Linked DNA regions of Homo sapiens: region 1 is linked to region 2. Evidence: chromatin contacts called from ENCODE Hi-C or POLR2A ChIA-PET data. All regions are on one chromosome and are shown on one strand. The core of a region is the stretch at or near the end of the contact, and the rest is flanking DNA. Distances in the headings are between cores, read along the strand shown. Region 1 holds the start of TNRC6C (trinucleotide repeat containing adaptor 6C). Region 2 holds the start of FDXR (ferredoxin reductase).

Region 1 (7,797 bases), core at 4,656-7,155, 3.1 Mb after region 2:
TTGGCGTTCCTTGGCTTATAGAAGCATCACCCCGATCTCTGCCTTCATCCTCACATGGGCTCCTCCCTGTGTGTGCATCTCTGTGTCCAAATGTCCCCTTTTTAGAAAGGACACAGTCGTACTGGATTAGGAGCCATGCTAATGACTTTGCTTTGACTTAACTCTGTCTGCAAAGACTATTCCCAAATAACGTCACTTTCTGAGGTGTGGGGAGTGAGGACTTCAACATATCTTTTTGGGGGACACATTTCAACCCATTACAATGGCTCAACTTAAAAGCATGGTTCCTCCTCACTGTCAGTCTCTGTCTCCAGCCTTCCTCTCACCTTGCAACCTGCTGCCGGCCCCTGCTCTGTCTTCCTGAGGACAAAATGACCTCGAGGCTGCCTGATTCCATCGGTGTGCTCCTGTTCTTACCGCATGGATACTGTTGGCCACCTGCTCCTTTCTCGAACCCATTCCCCTTGTGGCCCCTCTAGTTCCATGGGGCATCCGGTGGGATTCAGCATCTCTGGCTGTCCCTTCTCAGCCTCCTTTAGGGTTTTCTTCTCTTCTTGGTGCTCCTCAGGCTCAGCACTCAGCCTTCTCACCATCCCTCCTCATCCCTATCCCCCGAGCTCATCATCTATGATCCTGCCTCCAACTTCCAGCCCTGTGCAGACTGTCCCCAGGAGACTTATCCAGCCCAGACACCCCACGTCTGACCATCACCACTTGACGTGCCCCAGGTGCCTGCAACTCCAAATGTACCAAACCAGGCTCACCCCTTCTTCCTCAGGGTCCCACCCAAAGACTCGAGCTCAGCCTACTCCTCCTTCCACAGTCCCTTCCTCACCATCCATCCTTTCTCACTGAGAAAGACAACGAGGCAACATCTTTTACCATTTTCTTACCCTCCAGATATGTCAGACCCCAAGTCCCCCAGAGCTGAATTTAAAGTTATCTTTCAAGCAGGTCTTCTCCGTTTAACCTCTATTGCTACTCTAGGGGATTCCATAAGTTCTAGTTTCCTGGCTGCAGAACTGTGCAGGCCGCCTACCCCCTGCCATCACCTCCTCCCTGGCCCTTCCTCTTCCAGGTCATCTGCTACAATGTTTCCAGAGAGCTCTCTTTAACAGTCAAGTGTAATAATGTCTGGAATCATCCAAGAGCTCCACATTGCCTTAAGGATAAAGTACCAACTCTTTAAGGTCACATGAAATGCTCCTTGTATTCATAATCTGGCCTTGGGTGTGGTGGCTCACAATTGTACTCCTAGCACTTTGGGAAGCCAAGGCGGGCGGATTGCCTGAGCTCAGGAGTTTGAGATGAGCCTGGGCAACATGGTGAAACCCCATCTCTACTAAAATACAAAAAATTAGACGGGCGTGGTGGTGCGCACCTGTAGCCCCAGCTACTTGGGAGGCTGAGTTAGGAGAATTGCTTGAACCCGGGAGGCAGAGGTTGCAGTGAGCCAAGATTGTGCCATTGCACTCCAGCCTGAGTGACAGAGCACGACTCCATCTCCAAAAAACAAAGATAATAATAATAATCTGGCCTCTGCTCATCTCTCCCATCTCCTCTTACCTGGGCTGTTGCAGCCCCACTAATGTCTTCCAGCCCCCTGAAAGTGCTGCGCTGCAAGCTCTCTTGGGTTTCCTTTACACTGACCTTTCCCTCTTTCTTCAGTGCCCTTCCATCAGCTTCTGACCTATTACTGCTTTCCCTTGCATCTTTCAAGACTCAGATCTGAGGCCCTTGGAGAAGTCTTCCTGAGCCCTTCAGAATGACCTGAGTCTCTTCTGTCTCCTGCAGCACCTCCATGCATTGTAATCATAGCTCAAGCACGGCTTGCAGCTTTAAATCCCTGGCACCTAGTTCGCTGCCTGGCACGTAATACACGGCAATTCAGCAAGTATCTCTAACTCAGTGAGGAGTACAAAGGAGAAGTCAGAGGCCCAGAAACTTGCCTAAGGTCAAACAATTAGTGAGCAGTGGAGTTGAGACTCACCCTTACTTTTATTGTAAGGTTCTAGTCTCTATTCCAATATTATTATCAGCATAGTGGGAGGACAAAGGCATCAGAATCACTTGGGGAGCTGATTAGACATGCAGATACATGGGCCTCATCTGGACCTAAGGTGAATTTGTAATTCAAACAAGCTACCCTGGCGATTCTCATCAACAGAAAGTTTGAGAACCGACGCCCTGTGCCTTGCTGCTTGTCTGAAAGGCCTCTGTAAATTTATCACATTTTTCTAAGTCAGTTCAGTTGCTATCTATCGGTGACAAGCAGGGAGAGCTGAGCCCGGCTTTCTTACATTTTCATTGAAAAGCAATCATTTGTTGGAGTCCTGAAGGTTTTCCCTTTAAGAGTCCATCATTAGGATGCAAATTATACGTGTAAAATCAACAGAAATAGGAGGATGGAGTAATTCAGGCACCAGTGTGTGGTAGGAAGTGACTGGGCATGGAGAGGGGTATTATACGCAAATACAGCCCTCAAAAAGGTGTCTTTATTACTCTCCTCCAATTTTCATCGCCTCAGAATCATCTGGAGGGCTGGCTAAGATGGAGATACCTGGGCCCCATCCCCAGAGGTTTCGATTCACTGGGTCTGGCAATGGGGTCTGAGAAGTTGCCCTTCTAACAAGCTCCTAGGTAAAGCCAATGCCGCTGGTCTGGGGGAACACACTTTGGGAAACCCTGAGCTAGTCAACACAGTAATCTGTTTTGCAATAGTCATGGAGATAGGGACGTGATCATCCTGTCTTTCCACTTAAACCCCTGCACAGATGTGGATCTTGCTACCTTTCTAAATGGAGTTTCTTTTTCTTCCCATAGCTTGTTGGAGTACAGGTGGTATTTGGTTACATGAGTAAGTTCTTTAGCGGTGATTTGTGAGATTTTGGTGCACACATCACCTGAGCAGTATATACTGCACCCTACGAAATGGAGTTTCTATTAATAACTCCATTTGATAGAAACTCCATTTTGTAGGGTGCAGTGTATATTTGAACTAATTTGCCTAATATCTACCACCCACTGATCTCAGGTTGGCTTCTCAGGATTTCAAAGAATATATCTGTACCTATTTGCATACAGGAGTTTCAAAAATATCTGAAAAGAGCCATCCTGGCCTGCTTGTCTCTTCTTCCCTGCACCAATCTCTTCTGCTTCTTCAGCTGTTGGTCAGACTGGAGGATTTCCATCAACAACTGGCTGTATTCTGAGTCAGTCTCTAACTTTGTCGATTTCTTTCTTGCACCCTGGTGCTCAGAACTGGCCAAAACACTCCATTTGGGATCTGACCAGCTCAGAGTGCAATCTCTTAAACTGGACACTATTTTAACGTAGTGTTGTTGTCGTCTTCAAGCAGTTCACACATTTAGCCTTGTTGAACGTGTGGTCATCTATAACTAGAATTTTTTACATTACCTTGTATCCAGCTAAGTCTTCTTCATTTGTCCTCAACTAGTTGACATTTTAATTTAAGAGACACATTTAACATTTAGTCCTCTTAAACGTAATTTTGTTGGTTTTACCCTTTTTTTTTTTGAGACAGAATCTAGCTCTGTCATCCAGACTGGAGTGCATTGGCGCCTTCTCTGCTCACTGCAACCTCTGCCTCCCAGGTTCAAGGGATTCTCCTGCCTCAACCTCCCAGGTAGCTGAGACTACAGGCGCCCGCCACCATGCCTGGCTAATTTTTTGTATTTTTAGTAGAGATGTCACCATGTTAGCCAGCATGGTCTCCATCTCCTGACCTCCTGATCCGTCTGCCTTGGCCTCCCAAAGTGCTGGGATTACAGGCGTGAGCCACCATGCCCAGCCCTATAGATGATCAACTTATACCTTAGTTATAAGGTGGTGGTGGCAGGGCTGATAACAGGATGACCAACCCGAAACATGAACGTACCCATTTTTACAGTTGTGCCTGGGGTTCCTACTCATACTTTATCAGTTCAAACAACCACTAATAAGTGACACTGCTCTGCAGTCTTAACATTCATGGCCACCATATGCCTCAATGTTTCTGGGTCAACTTTAGTTTCAAACATTATCTCTACTGTCACAGGTCCACATGCCAAACTATGAGTCCAGTTTGGGGTTCAGAACATATAGTCTCTATAGTTCTGCCTTTTCTCGGTGCTCAGAGTCTAATATCATTGGAGAAGAGGACGATTTTTGCCTGATTAAACTGAGGGAGGGGGATAAGAAAGGGAACCAAAGACAATGCTAAATAATGTATTTTGGTTCAATTTTCCAAAAAGTGAAGCTCTGCTTATCACAATGATTGGTCCACTCTGGTCCACCCAGATACCTGGATTCCTCATTTATGTAGCAGCAGTCTACTTCGTGGGCGCTGCCTATTTTGAAGATGTTATTTTGCACTCCCTTCTGGAGCATGTGATAATACCTCTACCTTTGAGAAATACAAAAGATGTAGGTTCTCTGCAGTCGAGAATTAAATGAACGTAAATAAAATGAATAGACAAGGCAGAAGCCTCCATGTCAGCTCCCTCTGCCTTCAGATCCTTCTAAGGGATGTGGGTTCTCGGGAGGGGAAATACACAACACGATACAACAGACATTTGACGACCCTTTAGAGGCTGGTTGTGAATCTGACTACCGGAGGGCTTAAAATATGGCAGTAAGAAGAAAGGAGCTCATGGGACCCTGAAGGGAAACGAGAGCGGGGAATTTGTCTCTTTCATCCACAGTCGTTTCAAAGCATGACACTTGCGGTAACAAAATTGCATTGCGAAAGTACTAGTGTGTTATTATCTCCTCTTCAAGACAGGGACACGTAGACAGGGAATGGCCTCTTCCAATACCAACTTCCAAGTAGCACTGCTGATCCTCCACTGAACGATGGGGGAAAAGCTAGCCTGCTTCTGCGACCTTGCATGAAAATGGAGAAAATTCTTGGTTTCAAAATCTTCTCCTGGCTTGAACCGAAAGTTAAAAAGGGACTTTTCGAATTGCACATTGCGCCTGACCTTACCTACCACTAATGAATAATGGATATCGAGGAGCCGTGGAATGGAGGATCACGGCGGCGTACGGAGCACCGGGGAGGAATCGTGGGGTGCGTAGGCGCCGGAGCGCCCGGGTTCGGCCCGGACCGAAGGCTTGCGCGGTGAAGGTGTGGTGTCTGTGCTCCGGGGAAAGGGCTGTCTCCCCGGGGGACTGTTTCGCAGCGAGGCTTGTTTTGCTCGCAGCTGGGCGCTCCCTGGGGAGCGACTGAGCGCAAGGGCGGGCCGGGAGGCGCGAGGCGAGCACGATGCTCCAGGGCCCCAAGGACTCGTGTGCGTGTGCGTGTGCAAAGTGGGGCGGTGCAGGGCGTGTGCACGGCACGGGCGAGACGCGCGCCGGTGCGGGCGCCGGGCGCCGCCGGGCGCAATTACAGCATAAAGCCCGGGCGCCGCGGGGCGCTGGCCCGGAGAACCCACCGGACGCGCAGAACCGGATCGGCACCCCTCCCGCCAGCACCCTAACGCGGAGCCACAGCGCCCAGGGACCGGAGGGCAGGCGGCGGCGGTAAAGGACACCACGCAAGTCTCCACGTAACCCCCCCGAGCAGTGCAAGCTCCCAGGACTGGCGCGCGTCCCGGCCACTCGGAGCGCGCACCGCTCGCACCCCGGCGCGCTCCCCGCGCGGTGCAGGGAACCACAGCGCGGGCGGGTATTAAGGGGAAAGGAGGAGGCGTGGCCTGGCCGAGGAGCCAATGGGCCGGGAGGGGCGCGCGGGGGAGGAGCTCAGGTGCAGAGTGCCGATTGGCCAGTTCGCCCTCCGGTATGCAGATACGGTGGGAGTCACGTGCTAGGGGCCGGGACGACTTCCTGTTGGAGGCCAACGCGGGGCGGGGAAGGGGGCGCGAGCGCCCCGTCTGGCTGAAGCGGGGGGAGGGGGGTTCTTGTCAGTTAGAGCAACAAGATGGCCGCGGTGGCAGCTCCGCACCTCAGCGCGACGGCCCCGGGAGCCGTAGCCGCCGCCGCCGGCCCCGCCGCCGCGCAGTCTTGAGCGCCGCCCGGGCCGCCCCCTGACAGGGCAGTCCCAGCGCCCGCCGCGCTCCCGCCGCCGTCACCGTCGCAGTAGCCGCGGGCCCGCCCGAGCCGGAGGCGGAGGGAGCGGAGCGGCCCCGCGCCCAGCCGTCCGCAGCTGCCACCGCCGCCGCCGCCGCCGCCTAGGACCCGGACCCCGCCGGAGCCGCATCCCGCCGGGCGTGAGGAGGAGGACGCGTCGCGGCGTTGCCGGGGCCGGACCTGGACCTGCCGGGACGCGCCGCCGCCCACTCGCCCGCGCCGCCGCCGCAGCCGCCGCCGCCGCCCGCGCCGGGACCTGAGTCCGTGGCGCCGGCGCTGAGCGGGCCCCCGCCGCCCGCGCACTCCCGAGGCCCTCGGGCGGTTGTTCGTGCCGCCGCCGCCGCCAGGCCCGCGCCACCGGAGCCCCGCGGAGCCGCCGCCGCCGCCGGGGACGGAGCCCAGGTGAGCGCGGCAGTCCGCCCGCTCCTCGCCGCAGCCGCAACTTTGCCGGGAGGTTCGCGGGCCCTTTGTTCGGCCGAGCCGAGCCGGGGCGGGCGCTGGCCCCTAGCGACCCGCGTGCGGCGCCAGGCCCCGGGCCGGCCGGGTTTGAGGGGAGCGGCGGGAAGCGGCCGGGGCCGGGGCGCGTGTGTGCTAGTGTGAGACGGGGCTGTGCAGACGCCCGGTGTGCATCACAATCAAACGGGAGTGGAATGGAGGGCTGAAGATGGATGTGCCCCCTCCCTTTTAAAACTCATGCAGCGGTGAAATTCGGTCCTTTCCGGGCAGCCCCCCGCAGATTTTGCACTGGTGATGGCAGGCGCGAACCCGCCGTGTTTTGGTGCAGGAGCCCGGTGCCGTTGTTTGGGGGAAGAGAAAAACCCGGGGCGTGCTGCGGGTGGGCGGAGAAGGACCCCTGGGCGCTCTGCGGCTCTGAAATCAGGTGGATTTTCTAACGGTGCTGCGGACTGCGGAGTAATGCGTATGAGGAAAACGAGCCGTACAACATCTGTCCTGTTATCAGATAACGTAACCCGAGCGCCTGGTTGCCGCCTCTGCTTTAAGCGGTGCCTCCTTTGCACCTTTACCTTGAGGACGAGATTTAATTAATTGATTCGTAGCTATGAAAATGTGCAGATGTGGATGTGGGGGTTCCCTGCCTGTTAACCTGGGGAAGAAATAACTGGCAAGCATGTTACACGGAGCTTTGGGGATCTTAGCAAAAATGAAGGCTTGCTGCTTGGATGTTGTGCCGGGAGGTAGGGGAGGAGGAGCCGCTAGATCGTGGCTGCACCTATTGCATTCGAAGGCATTTGACGGTATTGGTGATTCTGCACGTAATTAGTGGAGTTGTCTCAAACCTTTGCCTCCGCCAAATGAAACCTCCATTTGAGTGGTCCGCTCGGTTATTTCTAGGCGTGAACTGCGGATTCTAAACTCAAAATGGTGCTCTGTAGATGTCCAACTTCAGCGTCTTTAAGGAGTTGCAAGTTGGAGCCTTCTGACTGGGTTAATCCATTGTGTAGCCGAGGTTCGGTTTTTCTCGAGTGTCTGGTGTTCACGTTGACGTACTTCGGCCAGTACAAGGTAGCCAATTTATGGTGATCGCTGTGAGAGCCTCGTACGTCCCTGAATGTAATTTGAGCCTGCATAAGGCCTACTTTATGCAAGTGATTTCCTGCAGTTGGAATTGAATAACTATGCGAATGAGTTGAGACCCTGGAAACCTGGCTTGAGTGATTTCAGAGGACAGTGGTAGCTGGTTTGAAATGTGTAGGGGGTGTTGGCAAT
Region 2 (6,854 bases), core at 293-2,792:
AAGTCTGATGTGGAGTCTCAAGTAGAACCTGTAGCCTTGGCTTGGGGCCCTTCCTGCCGAGGCAGACACTGAAAGCCTTGAGATCCTGGCCTTCACAGGGGAAGGGGGAGGGGCAGAGGGCAGGCTGAAAGAACAGAATGGCACGGAGGACTGGAGCTATGGGTGAGGAGGGCATGGCAAGGCAGGTAAAGTTACAGAAAGCGGAGGAGGTGGGTAGCCTCGAGATGTAGGATGTTTGGGATAGAGTGAAGATAGACGAGAGAGGAGGGAAGATGAAGGAGGACAAAGTCATTTTGCAGGTCTACATAAGCCCCCTGGAGTGCTTGGCCAGGGAGGCAAAGCTGACCACCTGCCACTGACCACTCACCACCAATGTGCGTTTTACACCCCTGTCACACTGAGGACGGGAGGGGAGGGGAGCCTCAGGTGTAGGTGAGGAAGCAAGTGGGAAGTGTCCAGGCCAGATGGCTGGGAGCCCCTTCCCCATAAGGCAACCAGGAGTGCTCTTAAAACCCAAAGCGGGTGAGGCTTGCCCTTAGGACTGGAGCAGCAGGTGAATGATGGACTATGAGTAAGTGGCTTACCTTTAGCAGGTGTTGGGCCGTGTAGAAGCCAGCTGGGCCACTGCCCACCACACAGATCTGGGGGGTCTTCTCCTGTGTGGAGAAATGGTGGCAGAAGCCTGGGGCCAGGCAGAGGAGAGGGAAAAGGTCAAAATTAACTTCTCTCCCCAGTCCCAAACCAACCTGAATATCCAACAGAAGCTGGAACTTCCCAAGCTTCACCCTCACCTGCATCCTCCTTCTCTTGTTCCTCAAGGCTTTGGCATTTGCAGGGTCTCTTACTTCATCTGAACCCCCAAAGGCTGTGGGTTCATCCAGAGCCCACATCTCACCCATGAACCTACTACACCACTGCCAATGGCCTGCCCAACAACACTTCATTCCCTATCCAATCGGCTAGAATCCCACATCCTTCCAACGGCCTCCATATCATCCCAATCTCGCCCCCGTGGGTCTCCCCACGGTGTCCCTCCTCTAACCCCTCTCTCTCTCCACAAAACGCTATATTGCCCATATAGACCCGTCTTATTCCTACAGATCCCTGTTTCGACTCAGACTTTCCTCTCGCCCCACAGACCTCCGTATCATCCTCCATTCACCCCGTCTCACACCTGTAGATCTCAAAGTCTCTCCTTTTCACCTTTGTTGACCTCCGTCTCTAACCCTAGAAGCCTCACATCTCACGCACAGATCTCCGCCCACCCCCGTACACCACCGGGATCTCGCCAGCAGGAAGACACCCCTTCAGTCTCACCCTTCTCCAGCCCTGCCCCAGCTCTGCTCCGACCCCTACTCAGCGCTCGCAGGCCTCCCCGCGCTCCCATCCAGCCCCAAAGGCGCCCTGCTCCTACTCGGGGTGCTCCCGGCGGGAGGCAGCCGGGTCCGAGGCCACGCCGACCAGCCCCACCAGCGCCAGCAGCGCGAAGCCATGGCTGGGAGCAGCAACCTGCAAGTGGATCTGTTCCTAGCTACTGCTCCGCAGGGCAAGCCCGCTCCTGCCCGGGCCCGCCCACAAGCGAGGCCCCGCCCCAAACCCCGCCCCCTGCGCTCCGGGAAAGCGGAGCCTTGCGGCTCCACCCCGACTCCCGAGAGAATCCCGCCCCCAAAAGAGAGACCCGCCCTTAACTACGCCCCACCGTCGAAGCCCCGCCCCTCGGAGCATCCGGGGTATACGCGATTTAATACATTTCTCCCCAGGCCTCACCTTCCCTCCAAATCCCGGAAGCCTAGGGTTGGAAGAGAGCGAATCCCCATCGCTGTTTCAGTCCCTCCCCAAGGAAACAGCCACTAAGAAAGGAGCTTATTTTACTTAGCCGCGCCCCTCTCGGGAGGCTCTCGTCGCTCACTGATGACGCAGACGCCCTTGCCATTTGATTGCGAATCCTCCCACGTGACTTCGTCCTAGCCAATCACGAGTCCGGCTCCAAGCGAGCCTTCCCGCCGTTGGGAAATAACCAGAGTGCGGAAGTCTGGGGCGAGGGAGCTCCTTCCCGGAGCCCAGCAGCCTCCTTCTTCGACCCCGGGTGTTGTGCCGATGTAACCCCTCAAATCCCCGTCTTTGCCGGGCCAGGGAGAATATTAAACCCTGGAAAGCTCGTCCCACCTCACCTCCTTTCCCATTACATAGGTGAAGAAAAGCGGGGCGGGGCAGTGGCTTACGTATGGTACTAAGGACAGAGCGTCCGACCCCCGTGCAGCCGAGCCGGGACCAGAGTTGAGGTACTCCCCTCGGGTTCAGAATTTAAGGGGGCTCCAAAACACTCAGTAATCAAGATAAATATAATACTGCAACGTTTTAAAAGGTCAAAAGTAATGCAAAAAGTCTATGATCAAAATGTTTTTAAAAATAAGGACAGGATCCGTAGTCACAGCTGACCCAATAAGCCTAACCCCTCTTCCTTTTCCCCATGGGCCCTCTTGTCAAATATTACTTCCTTGGAGAAGCCTTTTCTCTGACCCGTCCCCTCCCAAGTTCCAAGGAGTTAAAGGCCTCTCATTCCACAGCATCTGACCTTATCCCATCATGACTTACTACACTGGTTGTCGTTTTTAATGAGATTTTAAATTCAATAATAACATACAGAAAAGTGCACAAATCATGAGTGTACAACTTGACAATATATCACAAGGTGTAACCATATAACCACCACCCAGATCAAGAAATAAAACATGGCCAGTATCCCAGGAGTCCTCTGTGCCCTTACTGGTCACTTCCCCTCCCTCCCACTGGTAAGTAAATGCTGTCTGCTTTCTAATAGGTCACTGTGTTTTATGCCTGTCCCACTAGACCAGGAGTAGGCAAACTATAGCTTGCAGGCCAAATACTGTCCACCAGCATGTTTTGGATGACCAACAAGAATGGCTTTTACTGTTTTTGTTTTTTTGGAGGTTTTGGGGTTTTTGTTTTTGGTTTTGATTTTGTTTTTTGAGACAGGGTCCTGCTCTGTCACCCAGGCTGGAGTGCAGTGGTGCTCACTGCAACCTCTGCTTCCTGGCTTGGCTCAAGCGAGCCTCAGGCCTCAGCCTCCGGAGTAGCTGGGACCACAGGTGCCTGCCACCACGCCTGGTTCATTTTTGCATTTTTTGTGGAGATGGGGTTTTGCCATGTCACCCAGGCTGGTCTCGAACTCCTGAACTCAAAGCGATCCTCCCACCTCGGCCTTCCAAAGTGCCAGGATTACAGGAGTGAGCCACCACACCCAGCTTGTTTTTATATTTTTAATGGTAAAAAACAACATTTTGTGACACGTAAAAATTACATGAAATTCAGACTTCAGTTTGAATAAAACTTTATTGGAAGACATCCATGCTTACTTCTTTACATATTGTCTATGGCTATATTTGTGCTTTGATGGCACAATTGAGTAGTTGTAACAGAGATCATATGGTTCGCAAAGCCCCAGATATTTACTATCTGGTCCTTTACAGAGTTTGACCACCCCTGCACTACATTATAAGCTCCATGAGGATGGGGACCCAGTCTCAGCTCTTATACCCCCAGGGCTTCACACACTGGCTAGCACATAATGGAAGTTCGTACAATCGAAAAAGTTCTGTAGGGCTCCCCATCTAGAGGCAGTATATCTGGTGGTGGAGGATGGATTCTAGAGTCAGACAACATTGGGTCTGAATCCCTCTTCCTCCACTTACTAGCTATATGACATTGAGAAATTTAATCTCTCCAGGACTTTTTTTCACTGTCTGTAACATTTGGGGGAAATATGAATAGTGGCAATTTGTTGTAGACATTAAAATCAGATGATGAGGTCAAGACAACTTCCATAAATGCTAGATAAACATTAGCTATTATTATCATCATCCATATGTATTATGACCTCCCATATGTCTCTGTAGATTAGACCTTAAGTCTCTGCAGAGATCTGGATATACTTCATTCACTCCTGTCACCTCCCTCACCTCTCAGGCCTCAGAAATTCCCAGCCCACATCCTAAGTGAAACAGAAAATGGAGCCTCAAAGCAATCGAGTGACTTGTTCCCATGATACCCATGGTACAGCCAGATCTGGCACCAGTGCCTTCAGCTGCTGCCCATACCCCAGTCAGGTCCAGATCAATAACAATGAGTCATTGGTTATGTATTTGGATGGTTTTAATCATGAGCCAGGACTGTGCAACTGGGGCCTTTTCTGCCACTGCGTTTCTCAAATGGAGAATTAGCAGTTTGATTAATTACACCCCTAGATCTCAAGGCCATTTCTAAGCTGCTAATGCATTTCCAAGGAGCAGCAATAACATATAGCAAAGCAGTGGGCTGGGGAGCCGCCAAGCCTGCCTCGTGCCAAGAGGGCTGCCTGGATCCAAAACTCCACTCTATCAGTCAACCTTCTAGCAAGAAACAGATGGCACACTCAAAAGGCGTGATTGAGGACAGTTTAATGAAGGAGTTTGTATACAGAGGTGTGAGCAGGGTGAAGGGAATGGAGAAGCACCCCAGGCTAGCAACAGCTGGAAACCACTACCACCGCAAGCCTGGAGGGAGCTGTTTCAGAACTAGTGAGAGTCTGTAGCTATGGAAAAGGGTGTCTAAAGGAACTGCGGTCTTTGGTAAAGGAAGGTGTGGTGGAGATGAATGGAGAGTGCACATAAAAGAACCAGTGGCCTCTGTGCAGCTGCCTAAGGCCACACCACAGAGGGGCTCTCCAACGGAACAAGGCTCAGGGAATGCCTGTGCCTGTAGCCAGACCCCTCTGCCCATCCCCCAGGCTCCCATTTGCCGGCAGTTTGTCTCCCTATCAGCAGGGTCAGGAGGCCTTTCACTCTATCCAAGGCCTTCACTGAAAAACAAGGCAATTACACGCTCAGAGAATGACTTGCATGTTCTCAACTGGGTCAACTCAGCAATGTCTGGAGACATTTTTGATTGTCACAACTTGAGCTCCCAGCATCTAGTAGGTAGAAGCCAGTGACGCTGCTAAACATCCAACAATGCACAGGACAGCCCCCAACAACACAGAATTGGCCAGATAAAATGTCAGTAGTGACTGGGCATGGTGGCTCACACCTGTAATCCTAGCACTTTGGGAGGCCAAGGTGGGTGGATTGCCTGGGCTCAGGAGTTCGAGACCAGCTTGGGCAACATGGTGAAACTCCGTCTCTACTAAAATACAAAAAATTAGCCAGGCATGGTGGCAGGCTCCTGTAGTCCCAGCTACTCGGGAGGCTGAAGCAGGAGAATCGCTTGAACCTGGGAGGCAGAAGTTGCAGTGAGCTGAGATCATGCCACTGCACTCCAGCCTGGGCGACAGAGCGAGACTCCATCTCCATAAAAAAAAAAGTCAATAGTGCCAAGGTGAGAGACCCTGTTTTCAACTAATGGGTCTGGCCTCCTTCTCTGTCTCTCCCTCAGCCTCCACCTGGGCACTTCCTAGCACCCTCCCAGTCCAGCCCCCAGCTGGGGCAGCTCCCAGCCCTCTCTCAATACTACCCACTGTGGGCTGAATCTCAGTGGTGTCCCCCAGCACCTTGGTCTCTTCCTCTGCCTGGCATTGGTAGTTCCCTTATATTCCCACCTCACTCCCAGGCTGCAGACCATCCTTCCACAGCCCTGCCCAGCCCTGACTTCAGGCTCTTCTATCTGCACCCCACCCTCCTCCCATTCCTCTCTGAGGTCATCCGTCCTCCGGACCCTGTTCCCAGTACCCCCTCCAGCCCCAGCCCCCTCCTACAAATTCTTCTCTCTCCCAGTAGATGATCCCCAGGTTCACTTCTAAACATCACAGAACAAACTGTTTGAACTAGCCAAGGTCACATTCAAAGTTATTTATTCTTTTTTTTTTTTTTGAACGGGAGTCTTATTTTTTATTTTTTTATTTTTTTGAGATGGAGTCTCGCTCTGTCACCCAGGCTGGAATGCAATGGTGCAATCTTGGCTCACTGCAACCTCCACCTCCCGGGTTCAGGTGATTCTTCTGCCTCAGCCTGCCAAGTAGCTGGGACTACAAGTGTATGCCACCACATCCAGCTAATTTTTTGTATTTTTAGTAGAGACGGGGTTTCACCATGTTGGCCAGGGTGGTCTCGAGCTCCTGATCTCGCGATCCACCCGCCTTGGCCTCCCAAAGTGCTGGGATTACAGGCATGAGCCACCGCCCCTGGCTGGCTATTTATACTCTTTCCCTAACTCTGTCCCTGGGGAACCTTCTCCCCTCACTTCCCCTGGAGTTCCCTCCCGACAAAACACACTCACTTTTATCTTGCTGATACTGTGGCCTGGGGAACTGCTGAGCCAGTGTCTTGCACAGGTTCCTTTGGCTGAGGATCGAGGAAGGCCTGCCAAAAGCAAGCTCACCCTAAGGTCCCCGGGGAGAGGGCACCTTGGTGGGCAGAGCCTGAAGGAAGCAATAGCCAAGGCCGTGTGGGGCTCTCCCAATGCCAGGGAGGTCCCAGCCGAGGGAGCTGACCCTGTTCTCTCTGTGCCCCCTGCTATCTCCCAGGTGGCCCCTGCACAGGATCCCTCTTCACCCTGTCACCTCCCTTTAACCCTACCAAGGCTCAGATGGAGCAGGGGGAAGGACCCAGCTCTTTAGTCCTGAGATGAAGTTGCTGAGGTCCAGACTGACCAGAATGCACAGCCACCATTACCGCTTCACCCAGACACCCCTCAAAACCCAGAAAAGCACGCAAGGCAGGTGGCCCCCAGACCCCAGGCCTGAGCTCCCCTGCCCCCCTGCCTGGCCGGTGCCTCCACTCTCCAGGTCCACCACCAGCCACTGAGCCACACCCCCTGGACCAGCAGCAGCAGGAGGGCCAGGGCCAGGCCAGGGAGGGGCA

Evidence for each region. A loop is a pair of places that touch in the nucleus more often than their neighbours do. ChIA-PET counts read pairs that join two places held with the same protein, here RNA polymerase II (POLR2A). Pooled maps may share reads with other maps.
Region 1: a loop to region 2 is called in a pooled map, with 10 times the contacts of the local background. The contact joins the promoter of TNRC6C here to the promoter of FDXR in region 2. A Hi-C loop is called at or near these places in 2 of 50 pooled maps. POLR2A ChIA-PET finds 5 or more read pairs at or near these places in 2 of 52 experiments (A673 and activated B cell).

The regions. Positions count from the first base shown.
Region 1 is chr17:77,952,798-77,960,594 of GRCh38, forward strand. TNRC6C (trinucleotide repeat containing adaptor 6C) reads left to right here and starts at 5,906. Exons shown (of 23, transcript NM_001142640.2): 1 at 5,906-6,471. RefSeq lists silencers at 5,521-5,570, 5,591-6,050 and enhancers at 5,723-6,282, 6,283-6,841.
Region 2 is chr17:74,871,452-74,878,305 of GRCh38, forward strand. FDXR (ferredoxin reductase) reads right to left here and starts at 1,543. Exons shown (of 12, transcript NM_024417.5): 1 at 1,415-1,543; 2 at 585-682. The coding sequence starts at 1,493. FADS6 (fatty acid desaturase 6) reads right to left here. Exons shown (of 6, transcript NM_178128.6): 6 at 5,851-6,854. RefSeq lists enhancers at 895-1,795, 1,593-1,887, 1,843-2,072, 2,693-3,593, 4,709-5,003, silencers at 1,283-1,412, 1,453-1,682 and a cis regulatory region at 3,958-4,029.